2 separate regions of the Mus musculus genome follow, and region 1 is linked to region 2. Evidence: chromatin loops called from intact Hi-C (ENCODE). Cell type or tissue: gastrocnemius. All regions are shown on one strand.

Region 1 (8,000 bases), 160 kb before region 2:
GTTGTGAGCCATCATGTGAGCAGTGAGAATCAAACTGAGGTCCTCTGGAAAAGCAGCCAGTGCTCTCAACCACTGAGACACCTCTCCTCCTCTTCTTCCTCTTCTTCTTCCTCCTCCTCTCCCTCCTCCTCCTCGTCTTCCTCCTTTTCTTCTTCTTCTCTTTCCCCTCCTCCTCCTCCTCTTCTTTGTTTGTTTTTGTTTTTCGAGACAGGGTTTCTCTGTATAGCCCTGGCTGGCCTCGAACACAGAAATCTGCCTGCCTCTGTCTCCCAAGTGCTGGAATTAAAGGCATGTGCTACCACTACCCAATGTAAATCAAATGAAATGGGTAAATTTAGTGATGTTGGGGTTTTCAGTCTGAGGCTATTTTCTTCTTTTTTTAAATTTAGTTTTAAATGTGTGTGTGTGTGTGTGTGTGTGTGTATAGAGAGAGAGAGAGGGAGGGGGGGAACCCTGTCTTGAAAAACCAAAAAAAAAGAAAAGAAAGAAAGAAAAAAACAATGAACCAGGCTAGTTTTCAGTTTTGATATAGTTTAAAAAACAAACAAATAAATAAAAACTGAAAGAGTAGCATTAATATGAGTCCTGGAGAGATGGCTCAGCGGTTAAGAGCACTGACTGTTCTTCTGAAGGTCCTGAGTTCAAATCCCAGCAACCACATGGTGGCTCACAACCATCTGGTAATGAGATCTGACACCCTCTTCTGGTGCAGCTGAAGTCAGCTACAGTGTACTTATGTATAATAATAAATAAATAAATCTTTAAAAAAAAGAGTAGCATTAATACAAACAAAATAAACATCAAGACAAGTGTTGTCAGAAGTAAATCAGAATATTGACTCACTACCTCACAGGCTCAGTGCTTGCTACAGTTTTTCTAATTTAATTCCACTGTAGTCAGAGAGCATACAACACTTCAGCCTTTTGAAGTCCATTGAGACTAGTTTACAGCCGGGGAAAATGTTCACGTGTTTAAAGGAATACATAGCCTGAAGGTACTCAGCACATCACTTTACAGGAAGATCTCACGACCTACGAACACTTGTCCTATAAATTAACAAGACTGTAAAAAACTGACTGCGTGTGATTGCTCATTTCTCTTTAGTCTTTCCAGCTTTCCTGTGTGTGCAGCTGTCTTAGGAATCCGTGCACTCATAGCCACTGTCATCATCGCTGTCATTACCATCAGTGTTCTGCTTCAACTCCAACAACACTAGTCCTGATGTTTATTTTGTTTGTATTAATGTCAAGTTTCTACACCTGATCTTAGCCAAAAGGTCAAGACGCTATATGTCATTTTAGCTTCTTTATGACTGATGTTCTCACAGTAATAACTTTCTCCATCTTTTTATTTTCATAAGCTTAAGGGTTTTTATTTAAAATGTTTTTTGTGCCAGGTGGCTGTGGTACAGGCCTTTAATCCCAGCACTCCAGAGCAGAGGTAGGTAGATCTCTGAATTTGAGGCCAGCCCAGTCTACACAATGAGTTCCAGGACCTAAATCTGTTTTTCAAGACAGGGTTTCTCTGTGTAGCCTTGACTTTTCTAGAACTCACTTTGTAGACCAGGCTGCCTTGAACTCAGAGATCTATCTACCTCTGCCTCTGGCCTGCAGCAATTAAAGCCATGAGCCATCATGCCCAGTGACAAAATATATTTTCAAATCTCCAAATAGAGCTAGAGAGATGTCTCAGAGATTAAGAGTTCTTGCTTTTTCTTCCAGAGGACCCCTGTTGTGCAGTTGAGAAGCTGAAGACTTTAACTTGATAAAGAGTTAACGCCCAGGGGCTTAATGATGGCTCTGCAGTTACTGCACTTTTTTTTTTTAAAAGATTTATTTATTTATTATATGTAAGTACACTGTAGCTGTCTTCAGACACTCCAGAAGAGGGCGTCAGATCATGTTACAGATGGTTGTGAGCCACCATGTGGTTGCTGGGATTTGAACTTCGGACCTTCAGAAGAGCAGTCGGGTGCTCTTACCCACTGAGCCATTTCACCAGCCCGCACTTTTTTTTATTAGATATTTTTCTTCATTTACATTTCATGCTATCCTGAAAGTCCCCTATATCCTCCCACCACCCTGCTCCCCTGCTTTCACAGTTACTGCACATAATACTGTGTCATATGACTGCCTTTTGGATCTCAGCAATCACAATAGACTATATATTGTTTTTAAAGAGTTCAAGGCCAGCCTGGGCTACATTCTGAGGTTCTAATTTTAAAATGATCAGAACCAGCCAGTCGTGGTGGTGCATGCCTTTAATCCCAGCACCCGGGAGGCAGAGGCAGGTGGATTTCTGAGTTTGAAGCCAGCCTGGTCTACAGAGTGAGTTCCAGGACAGCCAGGGCTACACAGAGAAACCCTGTCTCAAAAAACCAAAAAAATAAAACAAAATAAAACAAAAAACAAAAAAAAAGACAAAGTAGCAAAAAGGCATCAGCAAAGTAAATTACAGTGTGTCTGGGATGGACTAGTAATGGAGATACTCTGTGTAATAATGGACATACTCTGTGTAGTAATGGACATATTCTGTGTAGTAATGGAGACACTCTGTGTAGTAATGGAGATACTCTGTAGTAATGGAGACACTCTGTGTAGTAATGGAGACACTCTGTGTAGTAATGGACATATTCTGTGTAGTAATGGAGACACTCTGTGTAGTAATGGAGATACTCTGTAGTAATGGAGACACTCTATGTAGTAATGGAGACACTCTGTGTAGTAATGGAGACACTGTAGTAATGGAGACACTCTGTAGTAATGGAGACACTCTATGTAGTAATGGAGATACTCTGTGTAGTAATGGAGACACTGTGTAGTAATGGAGATACTCTGTAGTAATGGAGACACTCTATGTAGTAATGGAGACACTCTGTGTAGTAATGGAGACACTCTGTGTAGTAATGGAGACGCTCTGTGTAGTAATGGAGATACTCTGTAGTAATGGAGACACTCTATGTAGTAATGGAGACACTCTGTGTAGTAATGGAGACACTCTGTGTAGTAATGGAGACACTCTGTGTAGTAATGGAGACACTCTGTGTAGTAATGGAGATACTCTGTAGTAATGGAGACACTCTATGTAGTAATGGAGATACTTTGTGTAGTAATGGAGACACTCTGTGTCGTAATGGAGATACTCTGTGTGGATAATAGGGAAATAAAGCTGAAGGGAAATGTGTGACTTTTCTTTCAGGCAGGATCTCACTAAGTAACCCAAGCTATTGCAAACATGCCATGTAGCCCAGGACAGCCTTAAAGATACAGTCCTGCCTCAGCCTACTGAGTGTTGGGATTACTGGGTCCTATACCACTATGCCCAGCTGAGAAGTTCATAAACCTTAAATGTTTAACCTGGAAAGGTAAATGGTAAGTACTTGCCTAGTATACACAAGGCTTTGGGTTTAAACTGCAGCACTAGGAAGAAATAAAAAGTAAAAAGGGATGGGGGAATGATTAAGTCAGTAATGTCTAAACTTCCACCTTAAGAAACTACTGAAGGTCCAGCAAGATGGCTGGCTGGTAAAACGCTGCGGCCAGGCCTGACTACTGGATACATAGCTCACTTTCCTTGGTTTTCCTGTGCTTAGATTCACCGCCCCTCAGGCAGAGCTCTATGAAGCTGTTCTGGAAATCCAAAGAGCTTGTTTGACTCTGTGTTCCCCTGGGACGAGCTTGGAGAACATCTACAGCATGATGCTGACGCTGATAGGACAGAAGCTTAAGGATCTGGGCATCACAAAGACCAGCAAGGAAAGCGCCTTCAAGGTACCTCCCTCCTCACGCCAGTCCTTCAGAAGGGCCAGCAACATGCTGCTCAGTTTTTGCCCTGCTTGGAAAAGCTAATTCTTTGTAAAGTGGATTTAGCTTTAACATGGATTGGATTAAAACAAAGGGAGTCAGTACTTCTTTTTGCCAGAAGATGGCAGCACATTCTGAGTCATTGCCTGCTAGAGAGCCAGTGCAGTACTCAGACACAAGATGAAGTCTATACAGGCAGAGAGTGGGAAGAACACAAACAAGGAGAGAGGGTTAACTCCTAATCCTTTGCTGGGGTTCTGGAGGTCAGAAGGGAGGCTGTTTATTGGCTCAGTTACACTATTGAAACTTTACAAAACGCCCAGTTTTGTCTACACCTAAATGTATGACATCCATTATAGTTGCAGACCCTGAGCCACACAAGCATTAGGCAGCCTCCATTTCCAAATTTACACTTCCAGGACTCCTATTACCAAAGAAAAGAAGTTATAAATTCCCTGAACCAAGCCAACAAATTTTTAATTAACAGAACTATCCATACCAGTAAACACAGAGTCCTGCCTACTCTACAACTTGACATGGGTAGAGTAGGCTACCCAGGAGAGATGTATGTCTTTTTTATTGCATTTATGGTGGGGACAAGTTCTTGTGTAACCCAGGCTTGCCTTGAACTCAGCAGCTGAGGATGGCTCTGGATTCTTGATCCTCCTATCTCCACAGACCAAGAGTTAGGATTCTAAGTGTGGGTTCATATTTTGTGTCTTCCTTTTTAAGACATATAAATTGTAAGGATAATAGAACATTGCTGTTCTTCCTTTCCCAAAAAAAGGCAATCTCCCCACCCCTTTGCTGGGGATCAAATAGAGGATGTGTGGTAGGCAAATCCACTGGAATTCCTTAGCCTGTGCATAATGCATTTGACAGTGGTCTATACAGTATACTATACTGTGCATAATACATTTGACAGTGAGGTGGAAAGCAGTATCGTAAGTGTGGATTGAGGAAGTAACAGTTTGCCAGACATGGACATGGTTAGGTGGGTAAAGTGCTTTCTAACACAAGCATGAGGACCTGACTTCAGATCCCTAGCATCCACATAAAAAGGTAGGTGTAGACGGGCGGTGGTGGCACACGCCTTTAATCCCAGCACTCAGAAGGCCGAGGCAGGCGAATTTCTGAGTTTGAGGACAGCCTGGTCTACAGAGTGAGTTCCAGGACAGTCAGGGCTACACAGAGAAACCCTGTTTGGGGGTGGGGGGGAAAGTAGGTGTATAGGCTAGATAGATGGCCCAGAGTTTGAGTTTGGGAGCACTGGCTGTTCTTCCAGAGGACTCGGGTTCCAGCACACACATAGAGGCTCAAAACCATCTGTAGCTACAGTTCCAAGGGATCTGATACCATCTTCAGGCCTCTTAGGTCATGAGATAGATACAAAGTACACATAGATACACAAAAAGACTGAGCACAGCAGCCTGTTCCCAAAGTCTCAGCTCTGGGAGCTAGAGACCAAAGGAACCTCTGGGGACTTGCTCACCACCTAATTAGCCAGCCATTGAGCTTCAAGCTCACCAAGAAGTCTTAAAAAAACACAGCTTGGAGGGGTGGGGAGCAGATGACAAGATAGTTCCATGTAGGGCTGGTGAGATGGCTCAGTGGTTAAGAGGGCCAACTGCTCTTCCGAAGGTCCCGAGTTCAAATCCCAGCAACCACATGGTGGCTCACAACCATCCGTAACGAAATCTGATGCCCTCTTCTGGAGTATCTGAGGACAGCTACAGTGTATTTACATATAATAAATAAATAAATCTTTAAAAAAAAAAAAAGATAGTTACATGTATAAAGTCACATGCCACCAAGTCTGATGACCTGAGTTCAGTCCCAAGAACCTACTTGGCAGGAGAAAGCAGGTTGTACTCCTAACTCCACACACACGTTAGGCATGTGCATCCACACAAGAGCACCAGCAACCAACCAACCAGTCAATCAAGAGTCAAGGGAAGGTGGGTGTGGTGTTGCATGCCTTTAATCCTAGCACTTGGGAGGCAGAGGCAGGCAGATTTCTGAGTTCGAGGACAGCCAGGGCTACACAGAGAAACCCTGTCTCGAAAAACCAAAAAAAAAAAAAGTCAAGGGAAGCTGTAGAGGAAGACATCCACTATCGACTCCTGCCTCCATAGGCACACACATGCACGCCACACACCACACACCACACCCTGCCTCCACAGGCACACACATGCACGCCACACACCACACACCTCAAAGAGTTGCAGTTTGTCAGGTCCCTTAAGGATAGGTTAAACATAAATCATAGAAACTGACAGTTAGCATCACATGTCACTGATTTATGCATGCCAGTTTTCCCTTAAGAGCTCATTCATTGTCCTGATGATACTGTGGTAATTATCTTTTCCAGGCTGCTCGAAAATACTGCCCTCATCATGTTGGCCATTACCTCGGGATGGATGTCCATGACACTCCAGACATGCCTCGGTCACTCCCTCTGCAGCCTGGAATGGTGATCACAGTTGAACCAGGTAAGGGATGGGTTAATCCCAAAGTATACATTGCTTATTTTTATTTACGTAACATAAAATGTTTAGGTTTGTCTAGAGCTTTCTTATTTAACATCACAGTTTGTTTAATTTGACTCCTCCGATAAACAACAGATGGCAAATACTTTCTGTAAGTCGATATTAAGAAATAAATCTTTTTTAATCCTACCTTTGCCAGAGCCAACTCATAATAGTCTCATAGTTAGTAGTGGTGGGTTGCAACATCCTGCTACCTATAGTGAGCTATCCTCCCACAGACAGTTACCTGGTTCGAGGAAGTGCCTGCCTAGTAGGCAGAGTGGAGAAGTGAAGTGTGGCCTCAGTGGTTAGCAGGGCTGACGATTAAAGATGAGGCTGCTGGCATCATGAGATCGAAGCCCAAAGTCTGAATTAGGTGTGTTAGGGCTGAGAAATGCCTCTTCCTGTCCCGTGAAGAAGCAGTCAGTCATGTTGCTCTGTGGCAGTGGAGGCTGCTCCAGTTAGTAATGGCCACTACAGTTGCCAGGCTTTTTATTGAAGAGCATCTGGGGATGGTTTCAGGTTCTTTTGTTTGGTTGGCTGGTTGGTTGGTTGGTTGGTTGGTTGGTTGGTTGGTTGGCTGGCTGGTTGGTTATTTGGTTGGTTGGTTTTGTTTTTTCCAGACAGGATCTCTCTGTGTTGCTTTGGCTTTTCTAGAACTCACTCTGTAGACCAGGCTGCCTTGAACTCAGATCTGCCTGCCTCTGCCTCCAGAGTACTAGGATGCTACCATAGCAGCTACTTTGGAGGTTCTTTACTGTGCAAAGTCCTGACGTCTGTTTGACTTGAGATTTAGGAAGAGTGTCTGGAAACTAGGCATAGTGGTGCATGCCTGTAATCCCAGCACAAAAGAAGATTCAAAGCCAGCCTCAGCTACGTGAGACTGTTAGAAAAAGTTCCTGGAATATCTAGACTTTTCTAAATGTACATTAATCTTTTTTTAATCTTTATTTTATGTGTATGGGTGTTCAGCCTTGATGAATGTCTGTGCACTACATGTGTGCAGTGTCTGTGGAAGCCAGAGGAAGATGTTGGATCCTATAGAACTGGAGTTACAGGCAGTTGTGTGTGGTTGCTGGGAATTGAACCCAGTCCTCTGGAAGAGCAGTCAGCTCTTAACTGCTCAGCCTTCTCTCCAGCCCCTTAATGTCTTTTATATACATTTAGACCTTTTTTTTTAATAGCTTATTTGAGGGAAAAGAACTTTATAGTGACAGTTTCTGTAGCTTTGGCTAATACCTCAATATTATGAATATGCTGTAATACATTGTCTTTTTTCTAATTCATTTTTGGGGTTTTCTTGAGTTGGGGCTTAACTGTTTATTGTAAACATATTACAATAAACATATTATCTAGCCTACACTGATACTCCCTCCTTAGTCTTCTAAGGAAATGCCATCATAGCTGACTTCATACTTTATTTTAGCTAAATAACTGTTCTAATAGAATTTTTAGGCAAGGAAAGACATTTATATAATCTTCTGGTTCCTTTATATATAATATATTTGTAAATTAATGGCTTCCCTGAACCACTAGACTATGACAGAATCAGGTTGGTATTATAGTTGAATGCAGCCTGTAGTCCACTAAACAAAATGGCTACAGCAGTAGTAATCCTAGCTGATGAAAGCCATCTGACCGAGCTTCCTGTACACAGCTCTACAGTGTG
Region 2 (8,000 bases):
TATTTTTTCATTTTTTATTGTTATTTGTATGTGATGTGTTTGTGGACATTTCTTTTCTACTATGGGGATAGAACACAACTTAGTGAAGTTCTCTCTTTCCACCTTAATGTAGGTTTTGGGGATTAAACAGCATTGTCTTCAAGTTTAAATACCAAAATCTTTTACCTTATCTAAGCCATCCTGCCAGCCCTGAAATTGTATTTTTGTGTTTAAAGATTATTTTATTTATATGAGTACACTGTAGCTGTCTTCAGATACAACAGAAGAGGGAGTCAGATCCCATTACAAATGGTTGTGAGCCACCATGTGGTTGCTAGGAATTGAACTTAGGACCTCTTGAAGATCAGTCAGTCTTCTTAGCCCTCGAGCCATCTCTCTAGCCCTCTAAAATTGTATTTTTATTTAGCTAACAGAATAGCAGGTTTCTAGATGGGTTTTTCATATATTCTTAGATTTGACTAGCCTTTTCCCCAACTCCCAAAACTTTTCTATCCACAGTGTTCTTTGTTCTACCATATCAAATGTATTAAGCTCTCTTCCCTCTAACACACATAAACATCCTACCATGGTATCTTTGTGTTGTTCTCACCTCTGCATGTGCCCTGAAGTTAAACTTACAAATTTAAATATTTGAAGCTAAGATCTACATATGAGAGATTGTGTGGAATTTATCTTTCTGGGCCTGAGTTACCTCATGCTTTCATTTTCCTTCAAATTTAATTTTCAGTTACAGCTGAATTCCATTGTGTATATGTATAAATTTTTGTAGAAATTTGTTAGTTGAGGGACATCTCGGCTGCTGCTCTTCCCTAGCTTTTTGTATAGAACAGCTGTCAATGTGGAGATAATGTGGAACTTACCTAATTATGTCAGACAAGTGTTAAACAGAGAGAGAGATTCATTGGGAGGAACCTAAGTCAGTGTGTTAAAAATTTGTTACTTAGCTGGGCAGTGGTGTTGCATGCCTTTGATCCCAGCACTTGGGAGGCAGAGGATTTCTGAGTTCGAGGATACCCAGGGCTATGCAGAGAAACCCTGTCTCAAAAAAACCAAAAAAAAAAAGTTGTTATTTTTAAATTATGCATTGTGTGTGTACATATGCATTGTGTGTGTGTTCATATGCAGTACACATGGAAGCTGCAGACCAGAAGCACAGGATTTCCCCGTGTGGCTGGTATTACAGGCAGTTGTGAACCTCCCGTCTTGTCCCAGGACATCTCTCCACTCTGTGCTTTCACAGATTATATCCTGAATACATGGCAGTGAGCAAAACATTAATTCTACCTTCATAGAGCTTACATTTCAATAGGGAAATTCACAACTTAAGATGCTTTTGTTGTTTATTTTGTTGTTTTTTGAGACAGAGTTTCTCTGAACAGCCCTGGTTGTCCTGGAACTAGCTCTGTAGATGAGGCTGGCCTCAAACTCAAAGAAATTTGCTTGCCTCTGCTTCCAGAGTACCAGGTTTAAAGATTTGCACAACCATGGGGCAAAAAAGATAAATATTAAGCTGAGCATGGTAGCACACATTTTTGAGTCCAGCACTTGGGAGCCAGAGCCACATGGATGGATCTCTCAATTAAAGGCCAGCCTTGTCTGCCAGAGTTTCAGGATAGCCAAAGCTACATAGTGAGATACTATCTCAAAAAACAGGAGGATGATGGTGGGGATGGATTTTGCTACATTTAGGATGTAGCTCAGGGTTCAGTGTAGAAAGTGTGCTTAGTATGAACAAGAACCTAGGGTTGATCACCAGTTCCCCTAAAATATTTCTGAGCTTCATTCAAGTGAGTATTTACTTTAAGAGAGTAAATTCCATTCCCCAAATAGTGATAATATAATTTTTAGAATTTACTCTTGGCATCAATCTGTGATACATTTCTGTATGTAATGTTAGAGTTTTTTTAATTAAAGACAGGATCTCACTATCCCAGGCTGGCCTTCAACTTCCTGTGTAACACTGATCTTCCTTCCATTACTTTCTGAATGCTGAGATTTCATGCAAGTAACCCACACTCAGTTTATGGGGTACAGATGGTCAAATCCAGGTCTTCATGGGTGTCAGGCAAGAATTATATTAACTGAGCTCTTTATCTCCAGCACTAAGAGTTCTAGATCTGTAAAGTTTTACATTCAGAGTGTGTCGTAGAGATATGATGGCTCAACAGTTAAAGAACTTGTACTGATCTTACATTGGATCTGAATTTTCAGGATCTATGATGATTGGTACCCAAACCCCTGTAAATATAGCTCCGGGGGGGGGGGGGGTCTAAGGCCTTTGATCTGCTGGGAGACTCATACTCATTTGCCACCAAGTCTGGCTTTGTTTTGTTTTGCTATGTAGCCCACGTTGGTCTCAAACTCAAGAGCTATCAAATTCAGGTCTCTTGTCCTATCCTTCTGGATGCTGATATTAAAGCTTGTTTTTGTAATCATTTATTTAATATGTATGAGTGTTTTACTCACATGTATGTATGTTCACCATGTACATGTATGCTTAGTGACACCAAATGCCAGAGAAAGATTCCCTCAGTCTGGGATTATGGAACGTATGTTCTACCATGTGGATTCTTGGGAAATGAGTCATTTGCTAAAACAAGTGGTCTGAACTGCCTGAGCCATCTCTTTAGCCCAATATTTGATTTCTAATGTGTCCATATGTATCTTATTACAATCCTAGTTTTCTGCAGCAGCAGAAATTAACAACAGGGTATTTAATATGTGCAAGACTGCTTTTAGCAAAGGAAGAATGATACTTTAAGGCTTTTGTGGGATAGAGGGTGTTTTTTGCTTGTTCCTTCCTGGTTGTTGTGTGACACAACTTTCCCTGAGGAGAGACAACACACAATGGCTACTACCCAAATAGGGAATCACAGACTAAAGCATAAATATCACCAGAATCCAATTTGGTGCAGCAGTGAGCGTTATTAGGGTGATTACCAGAGTATGAGTTGAAGAGAAGAAATGACTCAAAGACACCTGCATCACCAAAGCCCACCCAGCACGGGTAATAAAGCTGGAAACCTAGACATTGCCCTGCAGGCAACTCTACAGCTTGAAGAAAATCCTTTCCACGTGCCTCAGTTGGTCTAAACTTCTTCCAGGCAGCTTGGCTACTTTCTGCTGCTCCTAAGTAGCTGGTCTGGCCTTAGAGTCCTCTTTGAAGCTTTTCTCCTCTGAGAGAAAAGCTGTAGCTCAGCTTCTGTATAGGGGAAACAGCTTTTTGCTGATTTGGGCAGTGAGGGATCTAGTGAATCTGATCAGTTTCAGGACCTTCCTGAATTGATTTTTAATTGACAGCTTCCTATATAAAGGAAGGAGCTCCCAGCAGGATTGAATGTTTCGATCTAGGATAGCAACACTGGTCCTTTCTTTTCCTTTTCAGGTTAGGTCAGTGTCTGTATTATGGTGGGTAATTGGACATCAGGAATTACCAGCTATAAAGGGAAGTGAGATCAAATAACATCATTGTAGCAGACACAAATATAGTCCTATCTTTCTTCTGTTTGTTGGGGGAGAGAAAAAAGGCTTCAAGTGACAGAAAGTATAATAATGGGAAGGTAGATATTCTGAGATACAATACCAGTTTCAGTTTGTATTGAGATTTATGTGAACACAGACATTATAATTATTTATAGACACTGAGGCAGCTTACAAATGTCTACACTTTATTTACTTCTGTGAAGTTTTAGAAACATTGTTATTTGTTCTTGTGTCATTCAAAGTTATGTGGTAAATTGGCTTTCATACTATGTCTCAATTTTCATTTTCATTAAGGATACAATTATAAATATACCATAATTCAGTATAGGCATGGATATTATTATTATTTTAGAATAAATATTGCTACTGTAAATAAGCAAAGGTTTAGTAGTTAGGAGCCCTGGTTCTCTTCCCCTTTCAGAGGACCCAGGTCCTATTCTCAGAATCTATGTTGTAGCCAACCCTAACACCAGTTGCAGGGATCTGATGCCCTCTACTGTCCTTGAAAGCCACTGCATGTTAGTGGTACACATACATCCAGACAGAACACTCACAAAATAAGCAGTGTGGTTGTGCATGTTTATGATCCAGCTTTGGGAGGCTGAGTAGGGGGATTGCACTTCCAAGTCAGCCTTGATTACATAGTGAGATTATATCTTAAAGAGTGTACGTGGTACTACTTAAGAAAAACATTTGCACTATTGTGATCCTAATATTTCCTTTACTAGTTAATACTAGGTAGTCACATAAGAGTGGGAATGTGACTGCCATGGAACTGGTAATTCTGCTTCTCCTTCCTAAGTGCTAGGATTGTAGGCCTCATAGAACCAAGCCTGGTAGGAAAATGCAGTTGGCGTGGGGGTTAAGAAAAATTATTCCGTAAATGCTTGCCACACAAGCACAGGGACTTATTAGTCAAAAGCACCCAAGAAAAAAGCCAGCTCTGGTGGCATATTAATCTTAACAATGGAGAGGCAAAGACCAGGCTCCTTTGCTTAATCAGCAAGATCCAAGTTTAGTGAGAGACTTACTTGTGAGATGTCTTGGTAGTAAAGACAATTGCCCAGACCTAGTATCTTTGACTCAGATAGTCTTCTAACTTCTTTATATGCACTAGGGTAAGTGCATGCAAGTGTGTATGTATGGGCTCTCATGAATGCAAAAACAAATTCAGTTTAAAATATTTAACATTCTTCATTGTATAGTGGGATGGCTCCAGATAAACTGAGCACAAAGAAGATAATGCTTTTAAAAGTTTTTTTGTAGTCATGGCTCTATTTAAACCTTAATTTGTGATACATACTTTGGTAAGCATACACTTTTATTCAATGTGTTTTAGTTTTAAAATTTGTGTTGTATTTATTTTGATTGTATGTGAATTTTTTTTTTTTTTTAAATTTTCGAGACAGGGTTTCTCTGTATAGCCCTGGCTGTCCTGGAACTCACTTTGTAGACCAGGCTGCCCTCGAACTCAGAAATCCATCTGCCTCTGCCTCGGGAGTGCTGGGATCAAAGGCATGCACCACCACGCCTGGCTGTATGTGAATTCTTAAAAAGAGTATATACCACCCAGGTGTAGAGGGTATAGAGGACAGCCTCGTGGAGTTGGTCCTGTCCTTTCACTTTTACAAGTATAGGGGATCAAATTCGGCTTGATAGAATTTTGCAGTAAGCACCTTTACCTGCTAAGCGATACTCCTGAGTCTTTCATTATGGTTTTTTTTTTTTTTTTTTTTTTTTGAATACTCTAAGGATTTTATTTAAAATGGTTTTCTAATATAGAACATGAAGTATGGTCATGGTGATGTCTTAGTAATACAGAGAATGACACTTTTTTCTAATTTTATGTAGATGGGAATGATGAACAATCCCAGTCCTTATGGTTCACCATACACTCAGAATTCTGGACAGCAGATTGGAGCAAGTGGCCTTGGTCTCCAAATTCAGACAAAGACTGTTCTACCAAATAACTTATCTCCATTTGCAATGGACAAAAAGGCAGTTCCTGGTGGGGGAATGCCCAGTATGGTGAGTACTTAGCACTATTTTGTTAAGACTTTTTCTTGTCTTTTTGTTTTCTTTCTTCTTCTTCCTTTCATTTTGGCTTTTGGAGACACGGTTTCTCTGTGTAGCCCTGGCTGTCCTGGAATTCTGAAGTCTGCCAGCCTCTGCCCCCACTTCTGCCTGGCTCTTTTCTCTTTTTAACATTTATGTGCATGCAGAATAGATGTGTGCACAATACCATGGTAAACTTGTGAATGTCAGAAGTCAGCTTGCAGAAGTTAGTTTTCTTCTAATGTGAATCTTGAACTGTATACTCAGGTCACTATAATTACGTATTGAGCCACTTTGTGAGCATATTAGGTTGGCATTTAACACACTGGTATTATATATACTTGACCTTAAGATACATGATGTATATTAATTACCCTTGTGCCTTGGAATGGAATTTCACTTTGTAAAATTTCCACATGGCATTTTATTTGCTGTGCTAACTGATGAGTTGGAAGACTAATTCACAGAGTAAATGTGAGCTACAGTGAGTCCTTCAGCAGGCTCGCTGTAAGCCTTGTTACTGAAGAATAGGAAGAAGAACCTTTCTGCGCTTGCAGGAGATTCTTACTGCAAAGGCTTCTCTCAAGGACTGTGAATACTAGTTTTATTTCTATTAGTGTAACAGTAATTTTTTCAATTAACAAAATGATTTTTTGTTTTTCTCTTTTGGGATGAACCAACTGCATGAGTGGCTACGGTTAAGCTTCATTAAGTAGCATCTGTAATGGACAGTTTTCATGTTTAAAATTTCCAGTAAGGTGGCTCTCAGTAAGTTTAGGCCAGCCATATCTACATAGCCAGTTCCAGGCCATTCCAGACCTGAGATAAGACCTTAAAAGAAACCAAAGAAAGAGGACATGCTAGGCATGGTGGAGCACAACTTTAATCTGTGGAGATGGAGACTCACACCTGTGGAGGTGTATCTGATTTGGGTTCAAACAATTTCTACTTAGGAATTAAATGGTTTGTTTTTACTTTTGAGATTTGTCCTAGAACAATTTTATTTTATTTACTTTTACAAGTTTTGGTATTTTGTGTGGTATTGATTGTTTGTATTTAAAAAACCATACGAAGTAAAAAACCAAATAACAAAAATATGTCCTCACTGTCCTAAGGAATAACTTCTACTGGGAAGAGTTAATTTTTTTTTTTAAGAGGTGTAAAAACTATATTTGCTACACATGGTAGCACGTTTTCAATTCCAATACTTGTTTTTTGTTTAACATTTTTTTAAAGATTTCTTCTTGTGTTTTATGTGCACGTGTGCATGCATATAGGCTAGTGCGCCAATATAGGCTAGATGAGCATCTTGGGTTCTCTAGAGCTGGAGTTACAGGAGTCTGAGTTCTGCATATGTATACTGTGAACTAAATGCAAGTACTTTCAACAACTGTGACCTCTCTCCAGTCCCTATGTGTTTTTTGAGGCAGGATCTGGTAACAGGCTGGCTTCAGACTTGCTCTATAGAAGATTGACTTGAGTTCTGGGTCTTACTGTTCCCTTACTGAGCCTCTAATACTGAGAATGTGGAAATTACCTGTTCTTCCTTTCCGTTTAGTTCTCTGTGTCTAATAAATATGTACCATTTTTTATTTATATGAATACATTGTAGTTGTCTTCAGACACAACAGAAGAGGGCATCAGATCTCATTACAGATGGTTGTGAGCCACCATGTGGTTGCTGGGAATTGAACTCGGACCTCTGGAAGAACAGTCAGTGCTCTTAACCACCGAGCCATCTCTCCAGCCCCATAATTTATTTTCTTATTCCATTAATCTTTCTGATTAAGAGCTATTTATCGTGTATACATTGAATTCTTTCCATCCAAAATTAAAGAATGAATTCTGACATACAGTAGGTCACCACCAAGGATTTAATTTGAAAATACCTAGTCCTTGTTAAAAGATGGCACACTTGTAACACTGTTAAATATATCTTTGCTACATTTGTTAGGGCCAGCAGCCTACCCCATCGGTCCAGCAGCCAGGCCTGGTGACTCCAGTTGCCGCAGGAATGGGTTCTGGAGCACACACAGCTGATCCAGAGAAGCGCAAGCTCATCCAGCAGCAGCTTGTTCTCCTTTTACATGCTCACAAGTGCCAGCGCCGGGAGCAAGCTAATGGGGAAGTGAGGCAGTGCAACCTTCCTCACTGTCGTACCATGAAAAATGTCCTAAACCATATGACACATTGCCAGTCAGGCAAATCCTGCCAAGGTGAGTAACTTTGAGGATGATATTTTTATTTGGTACTTTGATTATGTTGATGACATTTTAGACATAGACATGTTCTGACATTAAATTTTGCCTTTCCCCCTTTATAAGTAAAGCAACTTTGTACACCAGGTGAGTTCCTGACCAATAAAATACAACTTCTTGGGTGTATGCTTGCTTGTTTGTATTGTTCCTGAAATTGAACCCTGAGCCTTGTACTTGGTAGAGGAGCACTCTATTGCTGAGCCA

What was found. Hi-C counts contacts between places; a loop is a spot of excess contacts. Peaks named below come from ENCODE experiments on the same cell type or tissue, not always from the same donor. Only the 100,000 strongest peaks of a DNase experiment are listed, where the experiment ranks them.
Region 1: it touches region 2 in a loop (3-fold over the local background); 12 of 42 quality-filtered maps call a loop at or near these places.

Annotation. Positions count from the first base shown.
Region 1 is chr15:81,444,727-81,452,726 of GRCm38, forward strand. Xpnpep3 (X-prolyl aminopeptidase 3, mitochondrial) reads left to right here. Exons shown (of 10, transcript NM_001347075.1): 8 at 3,593-3,770; 9 at 6,175-6,295. Among named protein-coding and RNA genes, the nearest start is that of Rbx1, 18 kb to the right of the region's middle. In gastrocnemius, a CTCF peak has its summit at 3,913 (motif pointing right); a DNase peak (open chromatin) is centred at 3,920.
Region 2 is chr15:81,602,863-81,610,862 of GRCm38, forward strand. Ep300 (E1A binding protein p300) reads left to right here. Exons shown (of 31, transcript NM_177821.6): 3 at 5,335-5,511; 4 at 7,493-7,754. Among named protein-coding and RNA genes, the nearest start is that of Gm22067, 15 kb to the left of the region's middle. In gastrocnemius, CTCF peaks have their summits at 315 (motif pointing right) and 3,970 (motif pointing left); no DNase peak of the experiment used is centred here; H3K27ac peaks cover 919 bases.